6 separate regions of the Mus musculus genome follow, and regions 2, 3, 4, 5 and 6 are each linked to region 1. The links are chromatin loops, found by intact Hi-C in ENCODE. Cell type or tissue: heart. All regions are shown on one strand. Region 1 holds the start of Zfp84 (zinc finger protein 84). Region 2 holds the start of Zfp568 (zinc finger protein 568). Region 3 overlaps Zfp790 (zinc finger protein 790). Region 4 overlaps Zfp27 (zinc finger protein 27). Region 5 overlaps Zfp383 (zinc finger protein 383). Region 6 holds the start of Zfp420 (zinc finger protein 420).

Evidence for each region. Hi-C counts contacts between places; a loop is a spot of excess contacts. Peaks named below come from ENCODE experiments on the same cell type or tissue, not always from the same donor. Only the 100,000 strongest peaks of a DNase experiment are listed, where the experiment ranks them.
Region 2: a loop joins it to region 1, with 6 times the contacts of the local background. A loop is called at or near these places in 2 of 42 quality-filtered maps.
Region 3: a loop joins it to region 1, with 5 times the contacts of the local background. A loop is called at or near these places in 18 of 42 quality-filtered maps.
Region 4: a loop joins it to region 1, with 5 times the contacts of the local background. A loop is called at or near these places in 10 of 42 quality-filtered maps.
Region 5: a loop joins it to region 1, with 2.8 times the contacts of the local background. A loop is called at or near these places in 10 of 42 quality-filtered maps.
Region 6: a loop joins it to region 1, with 2.7 times the contacts of the local background. A loop is called at or near these places in 7 of 42 quality-filtered maps.

What each region holds. Positions count from the first base shown.
Region 1 is chr7:29,765,892-29,770,891 of GRCm38, reverse strand. Zfp84 (zinc finger protein 84) reads right to left here and starts at 2,340. Exons shown (of 5, transcript NM_023750.2): 1 at 2,197-2,340. It overlaps Gm38983 (a long non-coding RNA gene), which reads left to right and starts at 2,639. Exons shown (of 2, transcript XR_881933.3): 1 at 2,639-3,838; 2 at 4,504-5,000. In heart, a CTCF peak has its summit at 2,123; DNase peaks (open chromatin) are centred at 2,321 and 3,641; H3K4me3 peaks cover 3,703 bases; H3K27ac peaks cover 2,599 bases.
Region 2 is chr7:29,980,767-29,985,766 of GRCm38, reverse strand. It overlaps Zfp568 (zinc finger protein 568), which reads right to left and starts at 1,812. Exons shown (of 10, transcript NM_001167872.1): 1 at 1,539-1,812; 2 at 441-507. It overlaps Gm31735 (a long non-coding RNA gene), which reads left to right and starts at 2,246. Exons shown (of 2, transcript XR_001778074.2): 1 at 2,246-2,334. In heart, CTCF peaks have their summits at 2,019, 3,267 and 4,133; a DNase peak (open chromatin) is centred at 1,926; H3K4me3 peaks cover 4,667 bases; H3K27ac peaks cover 4,537 bases.
Region 3 is chr7:29,817,063-29,822,062 of GRCm38, reverse strand. The region is part of intron 1 of Zfp790 (zinc finger protein 790); the gene reads right to left. Among named protein-coding and RNA genes, the nearest start is that of Zfp790, 3.5 kb to the right of the region's middle. In heart, no CTCF peak of the experiment used is centred here; a DNase peak (open chromatin) is centred at 3,082; H3K4me3 peaks cover 1,507 bases; H3K27ac peaks cover 796 bases.
Region 4 is chr7:29,900,484-29,905,483 of GRCm38, reverse strand. Zfp27 (zinc finger protein 27) reads left to right here. Exons shown (of 5, transcript NM_001037707.1): 2 at 1,425-1,584. Among named protein-coding and RNA genes, the nearest start is that of Zfp27, 3.1 kb to the left of the region's middle. In heart, no CTCF peak of the experiment used is centred here; no DNase peak of the experiment used is centred here; H3K4me3 peaks cover 69 bases.
Region 5 is chr7:29,910,480-29,915,479 of GRCm38, reverse strand. Zfp383 (zinc finger protein 383) reads right to left here. Exons shown (of 5, transcript NM_001243908.1): 3 at 3,185-3,311; 4 at 2,795-2,890; 5 at 1-863. Among named protein-coding and RNA genes, the nearest start is that of Zfp383, 4.5 kb to the right of the region's middle. In heart, no CTCF peak of the experiment used is centred here; no DNase peak of the experiment used is centred here.
Region 6 is chr7:29,857,958-29,862,957 of GRCm38, reverse strand. It overlaps Zfp420 (zinc finger protein 420), which reads right to left and starts at 2,979. Exons shown (of 4, transcript NM_172740.2): 1 at 2,865-2,979; 2 at 1,890-1,942. In heart, CTCF peaks have their summits at 1,103 (motif pointing left) and 2,848; a DNase peak (open chromatin) is centred at 2,957; H3K4me3 peaks cover 1,330 bases; H3K27ac peaks cover 618 bases.

The DNA.
Region 1 (5,000 bases):
TAAAGAGATTTTTCTTTTTCAAAGATGGTGTTTTACTAAGTACACCAGGCTAGTCTCCAATGCAAAGGCCCACTTGCCTCTGCCTCCCAAGTCCTGGAATTTGAAATGTGTATTATACACCTGGCTACTTTCTTTTCTGTTTTCTTTTCTTTTCCTTTCTCCTTCCTTCCCTCCCTCCTTTCCTTCCTTCCTTCCTTCCTTCCTTCCTTCCTTCCTTCCTTTCTTCTTTTGGGATAGGGTCTCACCCTGTAGCTCTGGCTGTCCTGAAACTCGATATGTAGGCCAGGTTATCCTCAAACTCACAGAGATCTGCCTGCCTCTGTGTGCTGAGTGCTAGGATTAAAGGTGTGCGCCACCATGACCAGCCTTTAATTTTAAAAAACGCTATGTCCACAATTGATGGCCTAGGTCTCTTCGAGAACCCGGTAAAATGCCTGCTGTTTTTTCTTTTTTTCTGCAGGCAGCCTGAGCTTCTCCAAACTTTTGTCTGAGAGTTTATGCTCAGAATTGTTTTTGAAAAAGCTTTACTTATTTTATGCTTATGGGTGTTTCACCTGCACGTGTGTCTGTGTACCACGTGCATGCCTGGTGCCCTGAGGGGTCACAAAGAGGGGACTGTATCTGCTGGAACTGGAGCTATGGACAGCTATGAGTGTGGGTACTAGGGACTGAACCCAGACTCTCTGAAGAGTAGCCACGGCTCTTAACCACCGAGCCATCTATCTAGACACTAGACAGATGAATAAAATGAAATTCTGTCCAAAGTTCAAAGCCGTGCCTCTAGGCTACTCACTCTTCGGTGTTACCATGAACAGGTTCAATCATCTTCAAAACCTCCACATGCACCTCACCCCAGGACTAACCAATTCTATCTCACCCCACACTCCCTTTTACTAGGACAGTAGGAAGAGTTCCTCATGTCATGAAGAAAGGCGTTTCTGTGGATTCCTCCATACCAAGCCAAAAAAAAAAAAAGGAACTTGATCTCTCTGGAAACCGTAAACAAAAAAACAAAGTACATTTCAGGAACTTCAAATAATTTCTGCAGGAACTGGCCAGGTGCAGTATTAAAGTCCATTAGCCCACTTAAGCTGCTATAACAAAATACCAGAGACTAGCTTATAAATAACAAACTTATTTCTCTGTTGTGGTGGCACTGACAAATTAGGTGTCTAGTGAAAACCGATTTCCCCGGTCCCCAGATGGAGTCTCTGGACTGCACTCTCACCTAGAGAAGGCAGGTAGCTCCAGGGAGCCAGGGCACTACTCCCATTTAATTACCTTCAAAAAGCCCCCACCTTCTAAACCCACCACACCGAGGACTAGTTTTGTAACTATAAACTGGACAGGGTGAAGATGGGGTACAACGGAGACTCCGTGTGCTCACTATGTCTGCTTCTTGACAGAAAAGCCTAGAGCTGAGGAAGTTGTCTTTTTAGAACCTGAAGTGGATCACCCAGAATCATGAACTTCAAATTCTGACTTCTCTAGTGGTAGTCAACAGAGGCTAAGATTTTCTAAGAGTTCCCTAAACAAGGCTAAATGGCTACTCGGAGGGTGTGACACAAAAGTAGGAACCCACAGTAATTACGTTTTTTCAAATACAATTTCTATACACTCATCCGTTTCTGAGACAGGATTTCACTATGTGGGTCCCGGTAGCCTGGAACTCACTATGTTCCCACGGCTGTCCTCAAAGTCACTGACTTCCAGCTTCCGCAGCTCGAGTGCTGAAATTATAGATGTGGGTCACCATATCTAACTCCTAACTACAGTTAAAAGTCATGCTGATTGGTAAACTGATCTATCTTGAACACAGAAATCCTTACCGTCTCTACTATTTAGCTTTCTCCCCCCTCCCCCCAAATTTTCAAATAAACTTGACATAAATGGTGTCCCGCACCTCCCGCCCCCGACTTTGCGTTGCAAGACTAGAGGATCTGGTAACCACCTACTACCCACGTTCTGCTGACTTCGCGCACTCTCTCTCTCTCACCCTCCTGTACAATCCACATCCTCCAAAAACCTTTTCGCCCATGCAGTCACACTCCCGCCGCCTTAGTCCCTCTTTAAGCCTCTAGCGCCATCCCGGAAACCGGGTGGGTCCCCTAGAGCCGGCCTGCAGCCAGCGACCAACAAATACAGGCCTTAAGGACTGTATTTACACAAAGCACTTAAAACCAAGGGCAGACTCACTTCAAAAGTATAAACTGCGATCTCACGGCTTCGAACTCGGACGACCAGCGAATACCGACCAGGACAGTACCGGGTTAGGTCGGGTAGGGCACTGAGATGATCCGGAACAACCTCTTTCCAGCCACTTCCGCCATGTGGCTGAGCATTTATAGTGGACTACATTTCCCAGAAGGCGGTGCTACTTCTAGAGTCTGCAGGAGAGTTTCAGTGTGCGAGAGAGGAAGTAGAGATCTGTTGAAACTAGAGAACGGACGATTAGTTTTCTAAAGGGGGAATTTCCCAAGGATCCAAGGCTTGAAGTCTCTGAAACTTAAGCAGTTTCGGCTCTGTGGTGGGGGTGGATCTTTACTCCAGCTACAGAAGCGAGGCAAGAACCCGAGCAAGTGATCCAGCTCAGGACTACATTTCCCAGAAGACATCACAGACCGCGTTCTCGGTAAAGAACTCATCCTGCTATTGACAGTCGGATATATGAGGGCTCTTAAGAGCTTCTCCAGTGTGGTGTTCCAAGCTCCCTGAAGGAATGAGACAAGGCTGTTAGGACTGGGAACGACTGGATAGGGCAAAGATCGCCCTATCTTTACTGGAATATTTAGTCTACTTACCACTCGATAGCCACAAATTTAAATGTGCTGCATTAGCCTGGGTTGAGCATTGCATGTTTGTAATCCCAGCACTCAGGAGGCAGAAGCAGGAGAATCAAGAGTTTTAATGCCCGCCTCGGTTACATAACAAGTTTGAAGCCATGGTTACCTAACGACCTGTGTCCATAAAGGAAAATAAACAGAGAGATGGTTCAGTTCTTAAGAGCATCGTCTGTTCTGTTCCAAGCACTTATGTTGGGCCAATCATGAACATTTATGTTGGATCAAATTTTATGGAATTCCATATGTATGTATGTATATGTATATATATATATATATATATATATATTCTCACTCATATAATGAGAATTCAATGTCGATCATACTGGCTTCAAACTCTGGCCCATGTCTCTGCCTTCTGTTTGCTATGATTAAAAGTATGCATCACTGTGCCTCAAGTCTTGGTGGATTTTGTTATTGTTGGTTGATTTTGTTGTTGTGGAAGCAGAGTTTTATTAGGAAGACTGTCTCCGGGGGGAAGAGAGAGAGAGAGAGAGAGAGAGAGAGAGAGAGAGAGAGAGAGAGAGAGAGAGAGAGAGAGAGAGAGAGAGAGAAGAGAATATCTCGCTCACAAGATCTAGGTTTACCGGCAGCCTGAAACCCAGATTCCGCTTTTTGGATTTCTAGGTTCCTGGTCTTTCCGGGACCTCCTGGGACCCTTTCTAGACAGAATTCCCAGAGGAATTCTCCGTGAATCGGCTTAGAGCAGATGTTGTGGCAGGGGTTACACGAAGGAGGATTTGGTGCCCTGGCTTGTTTTTCCCACAAGGCACTGCGGCTTGGACTCCTCGGTTTGAACTACATTTCCCAGAAAACAACGGGTGCAAGCAATTTACAGTTCAGCCCCAGTCCCCAAACACCCCGCAGGGTTCTCAGTGCTCGGCAAAATGAATTCAACCTAAATCCAAGGGCGGTGACAGGAGGAGGGCTCTAAACAAATGTTTCAAATTTGGAGTTCCTGATTTGGACATGGAGAAGCCGCCAGTTGTTACTGGAATGTAGGCCTGTGGGTTAGTGAAGAGCACAGGAGCACTTTGTGTGTCTGTGTGAAGGAATGTGCGGGAGCGCGTGCATGTGTGAAAGGAGGAGAAGGGGTTGGAAGAGAAAGACAGAGGAAAGAGGCAGAGACAACGGGTGGTGGGTAAGATGGGAAGGGCTGGGATGTTTCTTCTGAATTGGAAGCACAGTGAGAAGCTGTGACCAGTGGGTGACATTACAGGCCGTGAGGGACAAGTCTTTGCTTGGGCTGCTGTAGTTCTATGTGTCAGTGACCCACCTAAGTTCCTTACTGTTTTCACCACTCGTTCTCCTCACGTTGACTTCTTGGGGCTGACACTGAAAGGTCTGTGAGAGGGAAGACATAAGCTAATCCCTAGATTAAGTTTTTCAGCAAGAAGACACAGCATTGTTAACAGTGGGAGGCATGGGATGCTGGTGGACCAGTCTCGTTCGTACAAGTCTCAGAGTCCCTGCTCTGTAAACCTGAACAGACAGCATCCAGTTGTTATGACTAAAGAAGCTCGTTTATACTGTGCAACCATCTTGGTACCCACCAACCAATTGTCTCTGACTCCAGTCCCTGGAAGATAAGTTCTGATTAACCCCGACTCAGTGACACCCACCCCAAAATGTAACTGCTTTATTATTTTTATTTCTTTTTCAGCTCCTGTAAAAGGAAGGGCAGTGGAAGGGCATCCTGAGACATGGGAGCTGAGGAACCTCATAGCTCTGAGAGGAAGCCTCCTCAGCAGAAGAGTTGCAGCTCCCAGGGGAGGGTGTCCCCACCTGAGCTGAGGACCAGGAGCCTCAGCCCTGTAGGGATATTGGGGCCCCGCATCTGCTCCACCACAGGGCTCAGCCACTCAGGGAGGCAGGACGCAGGAAGTTGACCATGTTTATTTACCGTGTTTATTTATACCATCACCAGACAGGCCCGGGACATGGCTCCAGGGGTGGGGAAGTGCAGTCTGAGGCACCGATGGTTCTCAGGTTCTCGGACATCCAGGTGCTGCTGGGAGACGCAGAAGACCTGAGAATGGAGCGAGGCCCTGCAGGCTAGACCTAGCCTGGGACAGGTGTGTGTGTGTGTGTGTAGCTCCAGCTGGTCCCACAGGGAGAGAGTCCTTGACTTAGCAGCAGCAGTGGGGCTCGAGCTTGGCT
Region 2 (5,000 bases), 210 kb before region 1:
CCTCCTGGATGCTAAAATCACAGGTATGTGTCACCACACACAGCTTAAGAATTTCGGGCAGTGGTGGGGCACGCCTTTAATCCCAGCACACGGGAGGCAGAGGAAGGTGGATTCCTGAGTTTGAGCCCAGCCTGTTCTACAAAGTGAGTTCCAGGATAGCCAAGCCTACACAGAGAAACCCTGTCTTGAAAAAAACAAAAAAAAAATTTTTTTTAAAGTATTGCAACATAATGTAATATATTACTCAAGGATGACAGAAAGAGATGGCTAGCTAGTTTGGTGTACAAGCATGTAAATGTCTTGTTTAAGTTTGAGGTTTTGCTAAGTACACACAGACAAGAACAGAAACCAAGCCAGTGAGGGGGGTACCGAAACAAGGTAAATATAAACAATAAAAACGTGTTTTCAGTAGTATGATAATACAGCAGAATTAAACTCACCTATTAACAGTCAGGCCAGACAAATGAGTTTAAAAAACACTCAGCTGATATGTTGCTCATGAGAAACCTGAAACATAAAGACAAAGGGTTTGGAATATAAAATTTGTGACAAATGTAATTTGAGAGAGAGAGAGCTAGTGAGCAAGCTAGAGAGCAGAGCTAGAGAGTGCACACAAGAGAGTGCAAACAAGAGCACACTATCATCAAAGAGCACTTGCACTAAACGGTAACACCCAGTATAAAAGTATTTCTAGAGATTTCTTAATGTGGCAAATAGTTATTTTAATAGACTACAAGCTTACCCACACAACTTTTCTTTGGCTAAATATGGACACATTTGAAGCAGAGGTTTTTTAGAGTCTTTGCATGATCTCCCCTGTGCTCCCATAATCCACCGTGAAAAGAAAATATGTTTGGAATCAGTTCTTTTTAACTTGAGCACCAGAAAACAACAAACAGAGAGCAGATCTGAATTTCAACCAAATACAGCCTGGATCAGCTAAATGCAATGAATCTGCTAACAACGTGAACTGAAGGAATCCCAGTTGGTTTGCTATTGAGCTTAGGAATTTTTTTCAGCCATTATTAAACTAACTTCAGGGCTGGGAATGTAGCTCATTGGTACAGTTTTTGCCTGGTGTGATTGAAGCGTTAGATTTAAATTCAACACTACAAAGGTAAAAGAAAGAAAGAAGAGAAAAGAAAAGAAAAGAAAAGAAAAGAAAAGAAAAAGAAAAAAAGAAAAAGGAAAAGGAAAGGAGAGAAAAGAAAAGATTTTTTTAAAAATTAAATAAGCCAAGCAAGCCATTAGGTAATAATAGAAAGAAAAACTGAAAAAAGTTAGAGAAGAAAGTGTTGAAAGGGCGGCAATGAGGAGGGGGAAATCATTAGAAAGTACAGATTTTTTTTCCCCGTAGTTACGAGTTACGCCAAATGCTACACACCTAAGAACTCCGCGGTACAATTGCACACGCCACGCCATCCCCACACTCACCACACCCTTACTCAACCCCTTACCACCAAACATGGCCACGACAGGACACTCGCTCTCGCACAACCACACCCCCTCCAAATCTCCAGAGTAGCACAAACTCTTACCAGGTTTTTGGTTGCAGCTCCGAACAGGCTTGAGTCCCGCCTTCTGGCCCGGAGCTCTCCGCAAAGCTGTGACCCGGGATACTCCGAGCCCCCCGAGAGCCCGCGCCCAGCCCGAAGCCCACGGCCGGCGCAAACCGGACCACCCGTGCCTCTCCCGTGGAGAGGTCCCCGCAGCGCCACCAGCCAAAACCTCCCGAGACGCAACCTCAGAGACGCGGCATGCGGGCCACGCACGGCCAGCCCCTCCACTCGGGCGGCAGCGCGCGCCCGTTATGTCCCAGAGCACAGGTGCTCCCAGAAGGACCCGCGGCCCGACCCAACTTCCGGTCAGAGCTCGGCTGGCGTTTCCTGTGCTAGGGACAGGAGTCATGGCCGAAGGCGCCGAGGTGGCTGAGCCCATTAGCGCGGCGAGACGGTGACGCCGCCGGCGAAGCAGCGCTGGACGTGAGCAGCTGCGGGGACGGTCTTTTCCGGAACAACCAGAGGAGGCGCTGGGGGCGCTAGGTGGCTGTCCCTTTGTGGACTACATTTCCCAGAAAGGCTAGTGGCCTGTCCAGCCTCTCGGCAGGAGCCTTGCGACTGGGCGGACGCAGTGCCCTGGAATAGTTTTTGTGGTTGTTTGTAATACATTCTGATAGCTTTTCTATGAGGACATGAAATGTCTGGTCGTTGTGGAGTTGTGGCTTAAGTGTAAGACTGTGCCTACCTCTATGTGGCATCTTGCATGTAACCATGGGGCTCCTGTCACCCGAGTGGTTGTGACTTCAGAACTCTGCTCCTGGGAACAATCTCTGAGGTGAGGTTTAGATTCGCAAATTGGTCAGGGTGCCAGTTCTCTCCTAATCTCCATTCTCTACGCAGGATGGATAATGGGGACAAGGCTGGTAATGATCTCTGGCCTGGCCAAGAAAGACCTGGAGGGTCACAATTTTTTTATGTCTACTCCCAGTTTTACCCATTGCCAGGTCAGTTACCCAAAAGAGGCAAAGAATGCACTACAAACCACAAAGAGCCGGGCTTTCCTTTGTGCCGAGCCCAGAGTGATCCCAGGTATTGGACGGCCGCCCCCATCTTACTGCATGCCCGCAAGCCTTACTTTCTTTCAAGCTGCAGTAAAACCACCAGGCCTGGGCGAGCTCCCTAAAGGCTGAGATAAGACCTCTGTCTTAGAATAGCCTTGAGCCTGAATGAACATCCTCCTACCTGCCACACCCTGGGCTCCAGAACTAACCCTCAATTTACAAATTCCTTCTTTATTGTTCCCTGAACCTCTGCTCCTGCCTTTATGCTTCAAAAGGAGAAAGGAGACTGCTCTCTCCCTTTGTCAAAGGTCGAAGCTGACTTGTGACCCTAACCAGTTAGAAGTGTTTTCCCGGGGGGGGGGGGGGGGGGGAGGGAACGGGACGGGGGGAGGGTATAAAGTTTACTTGTGGTTTATTTCCGACTTTCTTGGTCCTTTCCTCATTATTTGCACACCCCATGACCCCAACATCTGAATGCCTCTGGAAGTACTTGCTTAATGACGACTTGTCATTTGAAAATAGATCCCTATATTGTCTCCATTGGAGAAAAGAATAGCTATACCTATTATTAAGTCAGAGAGAGGCATAGAGGTAGCCATGTTCCAAGCCTGATTGCAAGCTAGAATAATCGGCTTAAGTTTAACTGGTGGGAGACAGAGCAGGTGGATCTCTGTGAGTTTCAAGCCAGCCTGGTCTACAGAGTGCGCTCCAAGCCAGCCAATGTTACACTGCAAGACCCTGTCTCCGAAAACAACAATAATCTGTGTACACTGTTATCATTTGATGATTTTCACTCATGTGGTCAATTTTCTTTTACTAATTACAAATTCCAGTTCAGTATAATCTCCAGTTTCAAGGCCTCTTTGATCTCAAGCTGGCTTCATATTTTTGAAACCAAAGTGTGTAATGTGGAAGGAAGATGTTCAGTCTGATTTCACTGTACACTTCTCTCCCTCCTACCCAGTGAATGTTTCCTCCACTGGAGACACAAGCCAATTCAGGTGAATTAGAAGTAAGTTTATTTGCGAATGGCTCCTGGGTGAACTCACCGGTCTCAGAGGACAAAACTGGAAAGTCACAGGCAGCGTATGATGTGGGAACTTCTTATAGATTGGTGGGGGGATGGGAGCACTGGAGTGGGACCTGAAGAGTTTATGTCTTCAGGTTAGCAGGGTGGGGCCTGTCAGGAATGTCAGGAATGTGAGACTGTCAGGGCTCTCTCTCTCTCTCTCTCTCTCTCTCTCTCTCTCTCTCTCTGTGTGTGTGTGTGTGTGTGTGTGTGTGTGTGTGTGTGTGTATGTGTGTGTGTGAGTGTGTGTGTGAGTGTGTGTAGGGAGAGGGAGGAAATGGAATTTCCTGGACTGCATGGAGGCGAGGGCAAGCCTAGGATGGTTCTCCAACCAAACACCTAACAGGCAGTCTCTGTAGAAACTGGTCAATAAGCATACTGTTCAATTAGAACTGTGATTGTGAAGAGGAGATGTCCAGAAGATTTTCTTGAAAGATTTGTTAGTCTGTCTGTAAAGCTATTCAGCAATGCCCCCACCCCCCGAGCGCCCCCTGTGGGATACTCTCACGAATTTCTCAGAAAAGCTGTAATTGGAAACCTCTTAGTGCACTGAACAGCCTGTCTCCTTCAAGTAGTAGTTACTTACCGTTCCTGGCTTGTAGCTTGGTGCTTTTGTCACTCTTTGTTGTACCATGATGGATCCAAGAAGTAGAATTGGAACCAGTCTTTATGCCCTGTAAACTCTAGAGAATATAGGAAAAGAACCCCAAAGCATCTTACAAGGCGTTTCAGATCCTGTCTGGATGGATCCCTTTCCACCTAGGCTGAAAGGGGGTTAACCTCATTTCTCCTGTGAGCTGGGACTGTGTGCCCTCTTCAAAAACAGTAGCCAATTCTTCCTTACCATCTAGATGCTCTACAGTTCTATCTTAGACTGAGTTAATACAGACCCACGGGTTAAGAACCTCTGTCCCAGAAGACTGCTCTAACTTCAGCCTTGTGTCTTGGGTCAGACAGAAAACACAGTTTGGTGTCTCCAAAACACTACACTTCTCAGCTGAAGGGACCCAACTTGACAAGACAGATTCTATCTTGTAACCAGGCCTTCATTTTATATACTAGGCTCTATCCTCAAGTTAAACTCTAGTTACTGGAAAAACCAGGAAGGAACTACCCTAGACACAGGCCACCAGCAGGAAAATACCTAACATTCCAGAGGCTGTAGATAGATATAAATAGATTGCTTAAGCCAATCATGTGACTGCCAAGCTGATAAACCCCTCACTCTGCTGTAACCACAATAAAAAGGCTGAGCCTTAAATGCTCAGGGTTGCTGCATTGAAGGGGCCTGAGGGTCTGAGTTGGAGCTTGAATAAAGACTCTTTGCTTTTGCATATGAGTTTGACATCTGGTGGTCTTTGGGTATCCCGG
Region 3 (5,000 bases), 51 kb before region 1:
AAACTTTATTTTTACTTTATGCGAATGAGTATTTGCCTGCCTGTATCCATGCACCACATGGTGTCCTGGTGCTCCCTGGGGGCAGCAGAGGGTGTGTCAGATTTCCTTGGAGCTGGAGTCAGAGATGGTTGTGGGCTGTCATGTGGGTGCTGGGGAGTAAACGAAAATCCTCTGCAAGAGCAGCGGGTGCTCCTGACTGTGGAGTCCTCCTCTCCCGGTCTCTAACTCTACATTTTAAGAAAAATTACATTTTAAACTGAATTAGAGCTGTGGAAAGGGCTGCAGAGATGACTCAACAGTTCAGAGCACTGGCTGCCCTTCCCGAGGACCTGGGTTCAGTTCCCAGCACCCACATGCTGGCTCACAGGCATCTGTAACGCCAGCTTCAGGGGATCAGCCACGGGCACTGCATGCACAGGAAACACAGACATCCAAACAAAACACACACACACACACACACACACACACATAATTAAAGCAAACAAAACCAAAAGCCAACCAGCCAGACAAACAAACAAACAGGACAGAGTGGTCAATGCCTTTAATCTTCGAGCTGAGGAATGAGAGGCAGGGAGATCTCTGAGTATGAGATCTTGGTCCATATCTCAAGTTCCTGGCCAGCTGGAGCTATATAGTAAGACCTGTTTCAAAAAACCAAATAAGAGGCTGGAGAGATGGCTCAGCAATTAAGAGCACCGACTGCTCTTCCAGAGGTTCTGAGTTCAATTCCCAACAACCACATGGTGGCTCACAGCCATCAGTAATGGGATCTGATGCCCTCTTCTGCTGTGTCTGAAGAGAGCAATGGTGTACTTATATACATAAAATAAATACATCTTTTAAAAAATGCTTTTTTTAAAAAAACCCAAATAAGTGTGTGGTGGGTGGGGGTGTGGAAGAAGGGAGGAAGCTGTCATAGAGAGCAGGGCAGGGCACAGCGAGGCTCATGACAATTCCATGTAAAGCGTGCACTGTCCATTTCCCGACGATATGAAGAGCTCCGTGGTCATGATGGGTCTTTCTTTGCAAGTCAAGTGAGGGGCCACTGAACAACTGTGAAGTGAAACACGATTTGTGTTTTGGGAGGAGAGAGGGAGGACTTGAGAGCAACTATTACACAGTTTGAAGGAAAACCCGTTCTAATCCCACATTCCTCCTAAGCCATATATAAGAAAAAAGGGAAACAGAAACGAGAAATACTCACTCTGTGAGAAGTGGGCAAACACTGAATGCAAGCTTCTGACAGACAAGACATGAAAAGCAGGCAGGGACTTCGCAGGATCTCTGTGAATTCTAGGCCAGCCAGAGCTAGAGAGACTATGGCTAGTGAGATCCTGTGTCTCCCCCCAAGCCCCCAAAAGAGCCAGTGGGCGGTGGCACATGCCTTTAATCCCAGCATGTGGGAGGCAGAGACAGGTGGATCTCTGAATTTGAGGCCAGCCTGGTCTACAGAGTGAGTTCCAGGACAGCCAGGGCTACACAGAGAAACCCTGTCTTAATTTAAAAAAAAAAAAAAAGTGCTTGTTGCTAAAAGTAGACAGGTAGGGGGATTTGGATTCAAGGTGACTAAGCAGACAGCTGTGAGACCGTGAGTGGATACTAATACTACCTGCCTAAATAAATACAATGGAGGGACATGATGGTATGGGGGAAATGGCACAAAACATCACCTAAAAAGACATTAGATTTAAAAAAAAAAAATCCATGAGGAGTGGATGGGTTGAGGAGATGCCTTGGGGTTCCAAGCATGTTGCTCTTGTAGAAGACCCTGGCTTCATTCCCAACACCCACACAATGGTATGGAGCGTCCATCATTCCAGATCCAGGGGGCTCGATGCTCTCTTCCGACCTCTCCAGGGAACCAGGCATGCACTTGGTATGCATACATATGCATGGGCAAACACTCAGCACACAAAGTTATCAAAAACATTTAAAACTCACAAAGAGTTATGCCAAAAAGATCAACTACCTCTAACTGAGAGGAAATTCAACTTTTTTTTTTGTTTGTATGGTTTTTTTTTTTTTTTTTTTTCGAGACACGGTTTCTCTGTGTAGCCCTGGCTGTCCTGGAACTCACTCTGTAGACCATGCTGGCCTCGAACTCAGAAATCCCCCTGCCTCTGCTTCCCAAGTGCTGGGATTAAAGGCGTGTGCCACCACACCCGGCAATTCAAGTTTTTATTAGACTTTTCTACCCTGAAAATGTATGGCTTGTATATTTGTGGGAAAAGAGATGAGAGAATCAATGATTGTATGTCTAGACAAGTTATCATTCAATTTTTAAATTAATTAACTTTATTTTGGCTTTCTGAGGCAAAGTTTCCTTATGTAACCCTGGCTGGCTGGGAAGTTACTAAGCAGACCCGGCTAGCTCTAAACTCACAGAGATAGCTCAACTCATCAACATTTTTTAAAGATATAAAAAGCACACACTTTTAATCTTGACACACACTTGTAATCTCGCACATGACAGCAAGGTCAGGAAGGTCCCTATAGCTTGAGTCAGAAGCAGTGAGAGGCAGAAGTCGGTTCTGAGAACACTATGCACTTTTTAACACCGGAGCCTCTCCTGGCCCTTTCTCTATTCTTTTATCTCCCAGTTGCATTTCTGCCATTTCACTCACCAAGAGAAAGCACTTCCTTCAGCTCCACACCCACTTTCAGAAAGTACAGTGTCTATTATTAAACACAATGCTCATTCTTTGTGTGTCAGGGCAGCTGCTCTACCGTGTTTACATACATGGCCATGTACATACAGGCACACATAACCTGTCCACTGAATGTGAACATCGCTTTCCGGAACACACACAGGACAAGGCAATCGCCCACGGCTCCCACATTAATCCCAAGTGTGTGTACCTCACCTCCAAGCTCGCATACTAACTCCAACGCTGCCAGCCGGGAACACCACCACTTTCTCTTCAGAACTCTGCGCTACACAGAAATGCCCTTCACCCCTGACCTCGGCTTTCATGGCCATTCTGATTTCAAGCTTTAAATTGGCACTCAATAAACCCCACAGACCCTAGACGTTCCTAGGGCTTCAGGCTTGAAGCCAATTGGGTTGAATACAACTCCCCGGAAGTTGCTTGGTCACAGTGCACTCTGGGAAATGTAGTCCGTCTCTGCATAAGCTTTAACAAAAGACTACACCACAACTGTCAATTTAAAGGCCCTGGCTTTAAACTCCAGTATTTCCATCGACATAGACCTTCTCCATACACAAAGCTAACATCTGTTCACAAGAGCTTCAGGAATTTCAGGACACATTGAGATGGCCAATATTGAGACCTACATACAGTTCTTTCCCAGCTATGCAAATGATGCCACTAGCTATCTTTGGACCAGAAATATCCATGGGTGGGATGGCTCTTGGGAAATGTAGTCCACCGCCTGGGAGCCAGAGAAACTGGCCTCAGAAAGATGACAAGACACATGGGTTGTAAAACAGCATCATACCAGAGGTGAGTTTGTACGGTCTACACTCCAACAACAAACTGGCTGAATCACTACCTCGGATCACACTAGTACCTGCCTGCTTTATGATGAAAGATGAAAAGGGATAGGTTTTAGTTGGTGCCTGATCCAAACCCCTGTCTTGCCTAAAAATCCATGAAAACCCTACCTTGAACTCAGGTTTGGTGTCTCTTCCACTCTCAGACAAACAGAAATACTTTAGTCCCATCCTCCAAATGCTCTTTAAAAATAAATAAATAAATAAATGTGTCTGGACGTCAGATCCCCTGAAGCTGGGGTTGCAGCCAGTTGTGAGACACCATGAGGGTAGTGGGGTTCAAAGCCAGCTCCTCTCCAAGAGCAGCCATCTCTCCATGCCTTTCAGTTATCCTTACAGCTGTGCTGTAAGTGCCTGCTCGCGGTTGTTCTTGTTCTCTGGTATACTGATGCCATTCCGTCCGACTGTTTGCTTGCTTAAGTTCCAGTAGAGGAAGATGGTTCATATCAACTAAAACTTAAGAGCCAGGCTTATGAGGAAGTCTTGAAGGCACTTCAATGGTGTCAGCCCCTCAATGGGCATCTGTGCCAGGCATGGTTCTCATTCGGCTACTGAGCTTAGAACTCCTTCATGGTTCTGTCCAGCAGTCTCTTGCTCAACTAGGCTGCATCCAGTTCAGTGAAGTTATCATCTCCCTACCTGAGAGTGGATGATGCAAGACTTGAATTTTAAATCAAATACCAACTCACTGGAAGGGTGTGATGGGGCTCCCCCACAGCCCTAGCTAGCACTTGGAGAGTGGAGCTGGGAGGGTCCGGGTTCAGCCCTAGACTCTGAACTGACATGTATCCTGTTTGAGACCAGCGTAAGCTACAGCCTATCTCAAAAACAAAAACTACCACTTGACAACTGTGCTTGGTCTTTAATGATGCTACCATATGTGTGTGTGTGTGTGTGTGTATATACACACATATAGATACATATATATGTATACATATATGTGTACATATATACATGCATGCCAGGCATGGTGGCCCACAACTGAAATATCAGCATTGGCAGATGAATCTTTGAGTTCACTATGAGTATGTATTTAAATAGTAAGTCCTAGGCTAGTCAGGGCTACATAGAGAGGCCCTGTCTCAAAAACAGAAAGGGAATGGGGCAGGCTTATGGTACTGAGGTTTCTATTTAATTCAGATAAAGAAATGAGATGACATTTACCTTCTAAATCTGGCTGATCTGGACACACACCGTTGCGGCTGTGTCCACTGACTCTGGATGCTATGGACACACACCGCTGTGGCCGTGTCCACTGACTCTGGCTGATATAGACACACACCGCTGCGGCTGTGTCCACTGACTCTGGCTGATCTGGACACAAACCGCTGTGGCTGTGTCCACTGACTCTGGCTGATATGGACACACACCGCTGCGGCTGTGTCCACTGACTCTGGCTGATATGGACACACACCGCTGCGGCTGTGTCCACTGACTCTGGCTGATATGAACACACACCGCTGTGGCTGTGTCCACTGACTCTGGC
Region 4 (5,000 bases), 130 kb before region 1:
ATTAATATATTTAATCCCAGCACTTGGGAGGCAGAGGCAGGCAGATTTCTGAGTTCGAGGCCAACCTGGTCTACAGAGTGAGTTCCAGGCAGCCAGGGCTACATAGAGAAACCCTGCCTCGAAAAGCAAAAAAAAAAACAAACAAACAAACAAACAAAAAAACCACACACACACACACACACACACATATATGTATGTATGGATATATATATATATATATATATATATATATATATACACACACACATATACATACACAAATACACATATATATTGTGTGACCATCATATGACCTTACAGTTTTGCCTTTGTTTTGTTTTGTTTTTTGGAGCCCTGGCTGTCCTGGAACTCACTCTGTAGACCAGGTTGGTCTCAAACTCACAGAGATCCACCCTCCTATACCTCCAGATTTCTGGGATTAAAGGCCTGTATCACCACACCAGCAGACATTACAGATTTGGTTTTTAAATTTATTTATTTTATGTATATGAGTACACTGTAGCTGTCTTCAGACACACCAGAAGAGGGTATCAGATCCCATTACAGATGGCTGTGAGCCACCATGTGGTTGCTGGGAATTGAACTCAGAACCTCTGGAAGAACAGTCAGTGCTCTTAACTGCTGAGCCATATCTCCAGCCCCCTTAGAGATTTTTTTTTTTTTTTTTTTTGTCTGCTTAGTTGTGGAGGGATATTGCTCACAATGGAAATGTAATTTGTCCATCTCTCTTTGGTCCATTTCTGGTTTATATGTTTGAAGTTATATTGTTATCAACACTTATGTGTATTTTTACAAAATATATTTATTTTTTGAAGAGTCTATATGTATACAATGTATTTTGGTCTCACCAACCCTTACTACATCCCTCCAGTTATTTTTAATAATAGGTATGACTAAGTAGTTCAAGGAATATTGTAGCAATTAGAGTGTCCACCATAAGTTTGTAAAAGAGTTTAGTTTCACAAATATCTTTCCATTTTGCAAGTTTTCTTTCTTTTGTCCGGTTCTTACCCCTTGGCTTTTTAAAAGCATTGCTATGTTTCTTATATGGTAGTAGGCGCTTTACCCTCTAACATGTCTCCCCGGACCCAGATTTTCTTAAATTTTCTATTCTCTCAGCACTGTTTCTTGAGGCTAGTCCCTGGTACAACAATTTCAGCATAATAATGGAGACTAATTAGCATAAATTCTTAGATCTCTAGACTTGCTGGAGCAGAAGTCATGGGAGTGAGGCTGAGAATTTTTAACTATATTTTGACAATACCTCTAGATAATTTGAGTGCATACCTGCTCAAGTTTGAGAACGACTGCTCTGTGAGGTAACTGGCATGTGTTTCAGTGGTGAATGTCTAATGACTAAGGATTTGACATTTCTGGGTATCTTGGTATCTCTGAGCGGCTCCTTACAAGATCTTCTTCCACAGCACTTCTTCCTCACAGCTCTGACTGAACTCATAGAGGACCGCTAAGCTTCTGGTTGCTGAGAGGACAGGGTCTAGACCCAGCGTGATCATGCCAACTGACTGGACTTCAACCCTGGAAGCTACACCACTGGCCCCAGAGGATCTTGGGAGCTCATGTGAGGTCAGGGGGGCGGGGTCTTGGGGGTGAGACTTCCTCCAAGGAGTAGATGTCCCTAATTTGTCCCAGGAGTCTCAGAGGAGAAGCAGATAGGCCACCCGAACAACTGAACCCCTAAACCTGCCCCTCAGGGAACCAATCTTGATCTATTTATCGAAAAATCAAGAAACACCTGAGCAATGTCATCCACTCCAAAGGCAATGAGGGTGGACCATCATGAGAGACTGTTGTTTGGCATCCTACCGTGTTTATCTGTTGTCTGTGGATAAAATTTTTGGTAGAAATTACTTCCAGATAGGGTTTCTGAAGGAATGGCGCCATTTCTTTTCAGAGCGCCACACTGAACGCAGATAGTCTATTGATTCGGTTCTTGACATTTCTGCTTCTCAGTTAGTCTCCAATTTTCATTTTTCCTCCACAATTTTTACTGCTTTCCTTTTTGGGAAACATTGTCAACTTTGTCTCCTCCCGCTCTGTTGCGCTGCTGTTAACACTATCAACATTTAATTTCAAGTTTTGGTTTTAAACATTTTACACAGTGAGATAGGTCGCTAGGTATGCTTACCCCATAAGCTTGGAGACACAAATTCAATTCCTGCAACCACATAAAAGTGGAAAGAGAACAAACCCCATGAAGTTGTCTTCTGTCTCCATATACCATCATAGCACACACAGCTAAAGGCTGACAAGCAACACAGTGCCAAGGTTTCTCCATCATATATAGCCTGCACGTCTATCTCAGCAAAATGACCTTCACCAAGCAGCTGATCTGTAGAAATCTCTCTACCCTTGGCTCTGTTTTGTTGAGCCATATCCTTCCAGTCTTGAGGGGTTCTTCTTCTTTTTTTTTTTTTAAGATTTATTTATTTATTATATGTAAGCATACTTCAGACACTCAGAAGAGGGCGTCAGATCTCATTACAGATGGCTGTGAGCCACCATGTGGTTGCTGGGATTTGAACTCAGGACCTTGGGAAGAGCAGTCAGTGCTCTTAACCACTGAGCCATCTCTCCAGCCCCAAGACTGAATATGTTGTAATTCTGATATCCTGCTCTCTATCCTGATTAATTTTAACAGGTTCACCTCCAAGCTTTGCCTCCAGTCCTCATTATTTTCTCTCTGCCGCTCAGTCTCCTCTGTGAGCTGCTGTATCCTTTACTCTCGCGTCTTTTCCAACTCCTGTCTCCAGCCTTCATTTTCCTCTAGAAATTCCTTTAATTCTAACGTTTCCTCTAGTCCACTACACTGCCGACTCTTAGATTTCTCTTTCTGCTGTTCAAACTGCTCCTCTATACATCCCTGTATCTTCTGTTCCAGGCCCTGCGTCTAGCTTTTAAATTTCTCTTTATGTTGTAATTCTGATATTGTTGTGTCTATCTTATTTTGACTTACTAACTTTAGTAAATTATCCTCTAGACTCTGTGTCCAAATTTTATCCCTAGCTCTTTGCTGTTCAGTTCAATCTATGAATTTCTGCATCTTTTGTTCTAGCATCTTTTCCAGCTCCTGTCTCTAACCTTCATTTTCCTCTCTCTGTGGCTTATCATGACCTATAAATCCCTGAACCTTTAGTTCCATCATTTGCTCTAATCCCTTTTCTAAGGCATGTAATTTTTAAATCTAGGGTCCCGTCTTTTGAGAAAATATAGTAAACCAAGATATTGTAAAAACTGTAATTGATAAGTGTCAATTAAATCTACCTCATTCAACCATACAAAATATTATCCCAGAAAACTCAAAAGGTATTTATTGTGTTTCTCATCTTTAAGTATCAATCTATTCTTTTTTTTAAGATTTATTTATTATTATTATTATATCTAAGTACACTGTAGCTGTCTTCAGATACACCAGAAGAGGGTGTCAGATATGGATGCACCAGAAGAGGGTGTCATTACGGATGGATGTGAGCCACACCATGTGGTTGCTGGGATTTGAACTCAGGACCTTCGGAAGAGCAGTTGGCTCTCTTACCCATTGAGCCATCTCACCAGCTCCCCCCTCACTCAGCTTTCAGTCCACACATTGTTGCAGTCCTGGATCACAGCCACAGCCATTTATTGGGGATGAGGGTGGGGGTGAGGATGGGATGGGGGTAGACTTTTATTTCAGGTTAGTTGAGTTCTGAGCCATATGTTGGTGTGCCAATTTGTTGCAGCGATTTCCAATCCCAGTAAGCCTGTATAAAACCACACAACCCAGTTATTATATTTATAACTATATGCCTAGATTGGGCAGATTTATCACTATCCTCACTTATTTCCCAGCTATGAGACCCTTTGCTACTTGCAGTTTTTCCTGGCCATGTGGTTCTGTTCCTTGTTGGCTCTACCTCTTCTTCCTCCATCCCCTCTCTCTCCCTTCTCCTTCCCTGTCCCCATGTGCCCCCACTCTCTAAAACCTCCAGTCCCACCTTTCCCTTCTACTGCCTTTATTTGACCAGTTAGAATGGGGAGAAAGTTCATGAGAGAAGCAGAATTAACATCAGAATATAAACAGCACCAGGGCAACCCACAACATGTCCCCCTTTTTGTCCAATTTAAAGGCTCTTTTCTCTTAGATATAAATTGAGCACAACCATCACAATTATGTAAATTATAAAGTACAATGTACACTTGTATATTATATTTGTATTAGTGGGTGTAGAGAGAATCTCTTGTGCACTGTGTAAAAGCATTCACATGTCAATAAAAAAGCCCATGGCCAATGAGCTGAGTCAGGAAATAGGAAGTGGGAGTTCCAGCAGAGAGAAAGAGAGAGAGGGGAATTATGGGAAATAGTCAGGCACTGGAGATTAGCCCCAAATTCTAAGGAGCAGACATAAGCATGAACCTGAGAAGAAGGTAACCAGCTCTGTGGCATGCTCAGAATAGAAGAAACTGGGTTATTGAGGTATGAGCTAGGCAGGGAACAGAGCAAAGGTTTTGCCTAGGCATTTCATCATATATAAGAAGTCTCAGTCATTATTTCAGGGAACTTGGGCATGGCTATGTTAAAAAATACACAGTTACAAGTGGGAGTAAGAGGACGGTTAGCTTTTACAGTTGAACAGTGCTCAGACTTTACAGAGTGGTTTTGGGTTGGTCTTCTGCTGAGATGGCCACAGGGAGTCTTTAATGTTTCCTGTCTGTGAGGTCTTGTGTTTAACACCATGGAGAATCCCATGATCTAGATAATCTCATCAAACGGCTCCTAGCAACACTGTAACCCACATGATAGCACCAGGCCCTGCTGTCAGCAGCTGCTTTTCTTACTCAAAAATAGAGGGGTGGGAAAAGATTGGCTCATAACTAGAAACCTAGAGCTGCATATTTAGGAACAGGACTTTGAGATGAAAGCCACCACGATTATTTGGGGATGGGGATGGGGTGGGGGTGGGGATAGAGGTGGGGATAGAGGTGGGGGTGGGGGTGGGCTGGGA
Region 5 (5,000 bases), 140 kb before region 1:
ACACTCCTTGCACTCATAGGGTTTCTCCCCAGTGTGGATTCTCTGATGGTTTGTAAGGGCTGAGCCACTACTAAAGGCCTTCCCACATTCCTTGCACTCATAGGGTTTCTCTCCAGTGTGGATTCTCTGATGCTGAACAAGCTTCGAGCTCTGCGTAAAGGCTTTGCCGCATTCCTTGCATTCATAAGGTTTCTCACCTGTATGAACTCGCACGTGTTGGAAAAGTTGTGAGCTCTTTGTAAAAGCTTTCCCACATACTTTGCAGGCATAAGGCTTCTCACCAGTGTGAATTCGCTGATGGTCAATGAGATTTGAGCAGTAGCTAAAGGCTTTCCCGCATTCCTTACATTCGTAAGGTTTTTTACCAGTGTGGATTCTCTGATGCTGAGAAAGGTATGAGCTACAACTAAAGGCCTTCCCACAGTCTTTGCATTCAAAGGGCTTTTCACCAGTGTGAATTTTCAGATGGCGAGTAACATGTGACCCACAACTGAAGAACTTCCCACACTCCTTACATTCATAAGACTTCTCACCAATATGAATTCTTTGATGTTGAATAAACTGTGAGTTCTGGGTAAAGACCTTTTTACACTTCTTACATTCGTAGGGTTTCTCATCATTATTAATAATCTGATGTAGGGTAAAAAAGGTCTGCTGAAAGAATGTGGGCATGTATTCCCGAGTGAGTAACTCTTGGCTTCCATGTCCACCTTGAAATTGGCCTCCACATTCCGGAGCATCTGTAAAACCGGAGCACGAGAGGCTGTGCTTTGAAAGTCTCATTAGCTCCCTCTGGCAGGACTCGATCTCATACACTTCCTTCTTTAGAGATAATAACTTGCTCTCACACATTGACTCCAGAGCTGAAAGAAAGGACAAGCAGCAAATATATTTTTTTCCTCTATTATTTGGAAAAGCTTTAAACTTTCATACTGGGATAAAAAAAAAAAAAGGAAGTGACTATACTGTTTAGTAAGTAAATGACACAGGCTTACGGAGATCTATGACGGAAATGGACAAAGAGCACAGGGAATTAACAAGATGCACCGTGGAGGCAGAGACCACCATGGAGGAAATAAGTTACCAACAAGCACTGTCTTGTTTTGGAGACAGGGTTTCTCTGTGTAGCCCTGGCTGTCCTGGAACTTGATCTATAGACCAGGCTGGCCTCACACTCACAGGGATCAGCCTGCCTCTGCCTCCTCAGTGCTAGGTTAAAGGCGCGCACCGCCAATGCTCCTACAATGACTCTTAAATGTGGATGTAAGTCAGAATAGTTTGGAGAAAAAAAAGCACTGGGTACAAGACACGAAAAACAAACAAACAAACAAACAAAAACCCCAAATAATACATTTGGTCTTCTGCTCATTTTGTTTGTTCAGAGATAAGGTCTCACTATCTAGCCCTGACTGGTCTTGAACTCAAGAGACCCTTTGCTTCCCAAGTGCAAGGATTAAAGGAAAGGAATGTCTCCCGAGACAAGGTCTTACTATGTAACTCTGCCTGGTTCTGAACTCTGTATTATCTTGCCCCAGTCTCTCTAGTTGCTAGGATTATAAACATGTTCTGCCACACTGATCTTTGTCCTGGTTTTCTGCCATGGAACTTCAAAAAACCTTGAGATTCTCTGAATGACAGCAGCAGTTCTGTGGTGCTACTGAGGCAATTCATGATCGGCCTTAACGAGCCTCAGGACTGGTTCTGGAAAGATGGCCCAGCAGTTAAGAATGTGTGCTGCTACTGCAAAGGACTGCGGTTCAGTTCTCAGTGCCCATATAGCTGCTTACAAATACCTGTGACTAGTTCTAGAGGATTTTATCAGGTCTTCTGACCGTGGGCACCAGTCCACAACTGGTGGTGCACACATACCACACACACTCAGGCCCATGAATATAAAATACCACATCTGGTGCACACATACCCCATACATATAAAACAACAAATCTTAAAAGAAAGAGAAAAGCTCTAGTATTGAGCCTGGTCACCAGAGGGTAACTCAGGTTGTTAGGAGGTTGGGATTTTAGGCATCCGACCTCTGGATGGACAAGAGAAGGTAAAGACTGATAAGCCAGTTATAAAACCGTTCCTATGTGAAAACAAAACCAATGATGACCTGAGTCTGATCCCCAGACCAACACCATGCACAGAGAAAACGAACTCTCACAGTTGTCCTTTGACCCCCCCCAATTCGCCCCATGCAATCAATCAATCAATCAATCAATACATGAAACAAAATAATAATAATAATAATGCTCTTTTTTTAAAAAAAGAACTTGCTTTTCTCACTTAGACCCAAGTTTTTGGCAGAAGCTTACAAAATAACAACCAATGGGCAGGAGAGATGGCTCAGCTGTTAAGAGGTCACTTTCCAGCAACCACATGGTGGCTCACAGCCATCTATAATGGGAGTTGATGTTCTCTTCTGGCACGCAGGTGTACATGCAGACAGAGCACTCGTCTACATAACATTAGGAAATACTCTTTAAAACAAAATAACGGGCTGGTGAGATGGCTCAGTGGGTAAGAGCACCCGACTGCTCTTCCGAAGGTCAGGAGTTCAAATCCCAGCAACCACATGGTGGCTCACAACCATCCGTAAGGAGATCTGACTCTCTCTTCTGGAGTGTCTGAAGACAGCTACAGTGTACTTACATATAATAAATAAATAAATCTTTAAAAAAAATAAAAATAAAAAAAAAAAAAAAAAACAAAATAACATGGGAAAGGTGCAGTTTCCTGGATTACCAGCGAGTTGTCCCCGTGGGCACCGCTCTGCGCAATGCTTCTCACTTACCCGAGCACAGGCCTCTTGTAAGCTCTTTACCAATCATCCAGGGCTCTTTGCCTTGCTCCAATAAAGAGATCACCTGAGGCTTGGGAATGTGAAGTCCTGCTTACAAGAAAAGACATGGAACATAGTTACGCTGTGGGAAACGGATGCCATCCCTCGGTCACCAAGCAAGAGATGTCAAGACAGGAACAGCCAGAGACGAGGAGGAAGCTTTAGCCACAGCCCACCGGAGCCGCCTGTCTCTCAGGCTTCTGTTTCCGCCCAGCTGAAACCAGGTATTTGCAAACAAGGAGCAGGAGTTCAGGTGGCAAGCTTGAAAGGCAGCTGAGAAATTCCTTGAGGAAGAAGCAGACACTGCAGAGATGGCTGCGCTGCTGATACAGGTGTCCTTACCCACTGAGAGCAGGTTGCTATAGTTCTCCAGCATCACATCTTTGTACAAGTCTCTCTGCGCGGGGCCCAGACACTCCCACTCCTCCTGCGAGAAGTCCAGAGACACGTCACTGAACACCACCGGTTTCTGAAACAATAAACACACCCAGGTTAGAACACAGAGAGCACTTCCAAAATGTTGGTGCTTGCGTTGTCCGGCTGAGCAAAAGAGCCACTCCATGATGTCACCAGACCCGGGACCTCTGGGTTGCCTGTTCATCCAGAAACAGGACACAAAGCCAGGCATGATGCTGCACGACTATAAGCCAGCCCCAGGGAGGACGAGGCAAGAGGACTGATTTGGAGTTGAGCTGTCTTGTCTGCCCAGGTTGCACAGTGAGTTCCAGGCCAGCCTTAGCTATAGAGTGTGATCAAGTCTCAAAGAACAGGCCTGGGGAGTTAGCTCACTCATAAAGAATGCGCATAATGCCCTGGTTTCAAACACCAAAACAATCCTTCATTTCTTACTAATTCAAGTTCTTTTTCTGGTGGCCAAACGTTTTGATTTTTGACTGTACAACCTCAACAGCTTATACACACAGTTCAAACTTCTTAGAATCTTCCACTGCCTGGCTTGGATTTTTAAAAGAAGATTCAAACCCTTGTACAGAACTTGGCATGGTGGCTTATACCAGTGACCCAGTACTAGGGAAGTGAAGCAGGAGACTCTAGAGAAGTGGTTCTAGATAACCAAGTAGTTCTGGATAATCAATTATCCCGCAGAGCAGATATTTACATTATGATTCATTACAGTAGCAAAGTTACATTCATGAAGGGCCAACAAAGTAATCTTATGGGTGGGGTCACCCCAACATGAGGAACTGCATTAAAGGGCTGCAGCATTAGGAAGGTTGCGAGCCACTGATTTAAAGCACGGAGTCAGCCTGGGTTACAGCGAGAGACCCTGCCTCAGAGCTAAACACAACCAACTACACAAAAAACTCAAAATGGGGGCTGAGTGCTTGCTCAGTGGTTAAGAGTGCTTCCTGCTGCTGCACAGGACCTGGGTCTGGATCCCAGCCTCCACACGGTAGCTCGCAACCTTCAGTATGTTCCAGTGACTCTAACACCCTCTCTTGGCCTCCACGGCATGTATGTGGTACTGCGCATACATGCATACATGCAGAAGTATAGTGACTCACACATGTAATTGCAGCTCAGAAGAATTAGAAGTATAAGGTCATGCTCAGCTACTTGCAGAGTCTGAGACCAGCCTGTCTCAAAAATCAAAAGAAAGCCAACAACAACCAAACCACACAACTGCCACGCATAGTTTTTCACTCCAAATATATGAAATGGTTAATGCTGTAAGATCCCACCCTTGAAAATGTCATGAAAAGGAAATTGATCAAACAGAGGTTATCCTTGTGTAGCAAAAATTTTAATTGGCTCTGTTTTCCAAGTTCTTTGAAATAACCATGTTATAGAAAGAAACAAAAACTGTAAGTTGTCTAATTCCTAAATTAACATGTGACCATTAAACAGAAGGAAGTCAGGGAGAACACAGGCCATGTGTCTATGTTGGAGTTTTCCATCATTTCCATGAATGGACAATTGGAAGAACCGGGTCACTTGATAAGTCTGTGTTAAGACATGGAGACAGCTACATAGTTTAAAGCTGTTGTTAAGTTTTGCTGGGACAGTGTCTCAGCTACTAACTTATCCTGACCTCCGCCATTCTGTTTCTCCAAGTGGTTCTTGCTAGCTGCTTCTATCTGTCCTGGGGGCCTTCTGATTCCATCTTTGTCTGCTGGCAACATTGCCAGCCTGGAAGTCC
Region 6 (5,000 bases), 92 kb before region 1:
ACCATTTAGTGTTAGCACAGGGCAATTTGGGATAAAGTGCCAGCGCCCCCGCTGTTGAGTTTCCTCCAGGGAACCTCACCGTGAGAGTAAATCAACCCTGAGGGGGGAAATCCTCTCATTGCCAAGAGAACACTGAACCAAAGCTTCCCACCATCTTCTAGACTGAGCACAAAGGCGAGGAAGATGGAGCTCAGGCTGGGGTGGGAAGAACTGAGACCCGCGTCAAAGCACGGATTAATGTCCTCAAGGTTTTACCCTTTGAGAAGAATGTAAGAAAGGAGGGGCCTGGGCTAGGGATGCAGGTGTGCATGGGACGTGACGGCTGAGGGCTTCAACTCCCTTGGAAGACTGCAAAGCGTTCTGTGTGTACTAAATCTGGTATGGTGAGGACAGCTTCCCCCTATGTGGCTTACCGGGATCACCTTTGAAGAAAAAGAGATACATTTAATAAATAAATTTTTAAAAAAATCAGTAAATGTCTAGAAGATTTAAACAACACAACCAGTCTACCTGACCCCAACGGCATCTGTTCTTCCTAACAGCAGAAGAATACAGTCTTCCTCATTGCCCAGGGAACATTTACTACGACGCCCCAGACTGTAGGTCAGGAGATAAATCTTGGTAAATTTAAAAGGATTCAAGTCACACGAAGAAGTGAGAAAGAACAGATCTATTAGAAATACTTGAAAATGGAAGAAGGCATCTCACGGGTTAAAGGCAATTAGAGACAAAAGCCAAGTGGATACTGGTTGTGAGTGACAGATGGCTCAGGAAAGGAAACGGCTGATACATAACGACTTTCGAGCTGTGCGTCTAATTTCTCATTTTAAAATTCCACTCAATAGCTAAAAAAACCAAAAAACCAAAAACCAACAACAACAAAAAACAGACCATAGGCCTATCCTCTCTCAGCTCTTAAGAGGCAGAGACAATAGGACCAAGAGTTCAAGGATCCTCACCTGGGCGACTCAAGACCCTGTCTAAAACCAAAACAGAACAGAATGAAGTCTGCAGTGGCAGAGGATCCCAGTTTCGTTCCCCTGCGCCCACATCTGGCAGCTCGCACCTGCCTGTAATGGAAGCTCTAGTGCCCTCTTATGGACTCCCCAGGTACCTGCATACAACATGGAGCAAATTCACTCAAATGCACACAAATAGAAGACTTCATTTACTAAATAAACAAAAACAAAACAAAACTGAAGGTTGAAGTAAGAATTTGACTAGTTGGCGCTATAAAGCAAGATGGTACTGAAAATATAAAAATTAAAAAAGCTAAGACCCTCGGTGGTTGTGGCGCATGCCTTTAATGTCAGCACTCAGGGGGCAGAAGCAGGGGAATTTCTGAGTTCAAGGCCAGCCAGGTCCACAGAGTGAGTTCTAGGACAGCCAAGGCTGCAAAGAGAAACCCTGTCTCAAAAAGAAAACCAAACCAAACCAAAACCAAAACAAAAAACTGAAACAAAAGCTAAATTCTCCCAAAAGTTACATAAATAGTACAAGAATGCTCTTTCTTTTAATTTGAGCATCAAATCCATTCTTTATAAATGTATCCAGTATTGGAAAACATCTATTACAAATTACACATTTTCATTACTCTCAAAATATAAACATCAAATGCCATTGAGTTAATGCATGCCTTTAACCCAGAACTTGGAAGGAAGAGGACGATGGGTCTTTATGATTTCAAGGCCAGTGTGTACTACATAAAGAGGTTCAAACCAGGCAGAGACCTGCCTCAAAAATAAGTAAATAGGAATAAATAAATTGCCTTGTTCCTCCATTATAAGAGAAGACTTGGGTAGGAGACAGTCACAAAAACAACAATAAAGTAAAACAAAGATCGTTTTCTGACATGATAAAGGCTGTTGAGGAGACAAATATCTGCTTACCTCAAACTTCCCTTCTAGATGGACAATGGCCATTTTTCCTCTTCTGTGTTGTACTTTGAGAATAAAAAAGTTAAATGAGATGCTATGTTGTTCTTGCCATATACTCTGAATTAGAGACAACCTCTTCCTCCGTCCCCACAGAGGGGTTAAGTCTTTACATTCTGGGAGTAATTGGGGAGAGACAAAGTCACAAGCAACTCAGGATCCTTTGGTAGATTCATGGTGGGGACCCCCCATGAATTCCAACAAAATTTCACCGTTGTACCCTACCACATCAGGGAAGGATCACAGGTAGAAACAAGAAAATTTCCACAGTCACATTGCTAGTGTCACAATTTACACTGTCAGAGCTACACCGTTGGAGCACTAACTCGTATATAGGACCCAAGCATGTACAATAACCAAACATTCTGTCAGGGACAAATACTGTCAGCGACATTCTTTTACAAGGGTGAACTTCTACTTTCTTTACAATCATGAGTACAGCACACAGCATCCTACAGTCACACACATACACACACGTACACACATAAACACACACGCATACATTCATACACACGCACTCACACAGTCACCCAAATGGGAGAACACTATAAAAGTCACAGGCGACGGAAACAAGCAATCGTAATCTCAGTGACACTATCACACATGTCTTCCGAGGCAAGCCAGTTATGCACAGGATACCAGGTACATCAACAACCTCAGAGTGACATAAACATCTAAATACCTCGCTATAACAGCACCGTTTCTCCACCATACACGTGGGCCGACACCATCAGTCCCAGAAACATCTCTAGTGAGATAAGCAACAATCACACACACCCTTGTGTGTCACAACTCATTCACACACAGCACGCCAACCACAAACCAAGGGTCGCAACAGGCTCCAAAAGCACAGGCTTGTGGCGTATACACGGGAGACACCGCCACCTAATGCCACAGACACGTCCTCCAGACGTTCCTCAGCACGCTCACCTCCGAGGGAAGCTCAGGGTCCCGCCTCCTGCGCCGGGCTCCACTACAGGCAGCCTGCTCTATGGGATGCTTAGGAGATCCTCCAGACACAACCCTCTCGTGACGCAAGTACCCCGAACTCTCGCCAGGAAACGGAAACGGCGTTCTGCTCCCGGTGGCTCTGGGAAATGTAGTCCAATGGCTGGGGCCAATGCCTGCCCCCCCCTCCCTCCCCTCCACCTTCTCTCTCACCCCTCCCTCTTTCCCTTCCACCTCTCCCCTCCCTTCCCCCTCTCTCCTTCCAAACCGCTCCTCTTTCCTCCCTCTCTCCCCCCAATCGCAATATTTGTGAGGTGATTTATACCTGTGGTAATGAGATTTTATACCACATGTGGGGTTGCTCAACAGAGATTCAGCCACTGTAGTTTGTTTGTGAAGGGTCACTACATATTTCTGGAATAATTGACTAGTTGCTCATGATGATCTGTGTTATCTTTCACCTGTATCCACTTCCAAACGACTTTCAAAGAACCCTTAAGTTTCCACTTCATTGGTTTGAAGGAGAATGGCCCCCACAGGCTCATATATTTGGATGTTGGTTCTCAGTTAGGAGATGTGGCCTTGTTGCAGGGGTGTACCTCTGTAGGTGGGCTTTGAGGGTTCAAGCCCAAGTGAGGCCTTAGAATCAGATGTGAGTTCTCACCTACTTGCTCTAGGGCAGAGCCTGCCTGATGCCATATTTCCTACCATGTTGACCACAGACTCACCCTCTGAAACTGTCTGCAAGCCTCTAATTAAAAGTGTTTTTTTCTTTTTTTCAGCCAGGCAGGGCTGACACACTCCTTTGATCCTAACACTTGGGAGGCAGAGGCCAGCAGATCTCTAAATTCAAGGCCAGTCTGGTCTACAGAGCAAGTTCTAGGAGAGCCAGGGCAATACAGAGAAACTCTGTCTTGAAAAAACAAAAGTATTTTTTCCTCCCAGAGGCAGAGTTAGGTGAATCTCTGAATTTGAGGCCAGTCTGGTCTATAGAACAAAGTCTAGGATACTCAGGGTTACACAGAAAGACTCTGTCTCTCTCATTCATATATATATATATATTTTTTTTTCCAGTAAGCTTGTATTTTTCAAAACCAACTTAAGTGTGCTTAAATGCTTTAACCTCCCTTCTAGCCTACCACCCACCAGAGGCAGTGGAAAGGAAAGGTTAATAGGGCAGAGGAGGATGTGGGCTGTTTAGAAATAGTTCTTTGGGGCAATCCCAGTCTTTGTTGTCAGGATAGCAGCAGGCAGTTCAATTCACAGGAATCAGCAGTGGTAGCTCGACTCACTTGTAAGCAATATTCACGAATCAGCCATAGCAGTGGCTTGCGTCCATCCAGAAGAAACCTCAAGGCTCTTCCAAATTGGCCAGAGTCCACAGAAGCAGCAAGAAGCCACTGGAATGCCACCGGAAGTTCTTTGGTGTGTTTCTCTCTACGAAATCACAACAAACGGTGACTAGCAAAGAATAGCAAGATGACCCACTGTCACCCAACACCTATGTCTGTTGGGTTATACTTATACCCTTTTCAAACATCACATGTTCTCTCAAGCATCTGCTAACAAAACATCACATGCCTTCTTTCCAAGTAGCTTCCAGAAAAACACCACGTGTCTGTTCTCAGCAAAACAACTTCCCACATGTCTGCTTCAGCACAACCATAAGACAGTTTCCAGAAAACTATCCATGTCACAAAGAGACCAGAACTTTCCACTTCATTTTCCTGTGTTGCCTTAGTCATGGGGTCTTCTCACAGCAATAGGAGAGTATCTAAGACAAATGCAGTGCCTACCTCGGGAAGGAACTGCTACAGGAATGGAGGCCAAAGGGAAGCTCAGCTTTACCTAGAATGTGGAGCAAGTTTTCTACAAGAAGAAGAAATCTACACATTATCTTGGTAATGAAAAATAAATAGTGAAGACACATTCAAAGTGGGCATTAAGAAGACTGTGTATAATGGCAAAATTTTCAGGATTTGACAAAATAAGAATTTGGCACACAGGTGAATATGGAAGAAATTGACTCTAATGCCAGGAAAGGAATGACAAGGATGAGAACAAGCAGGGAAAGAGGGAGGAGTCCTTCTTCCATGTCCTTAATGTAGGTTTCCAGGT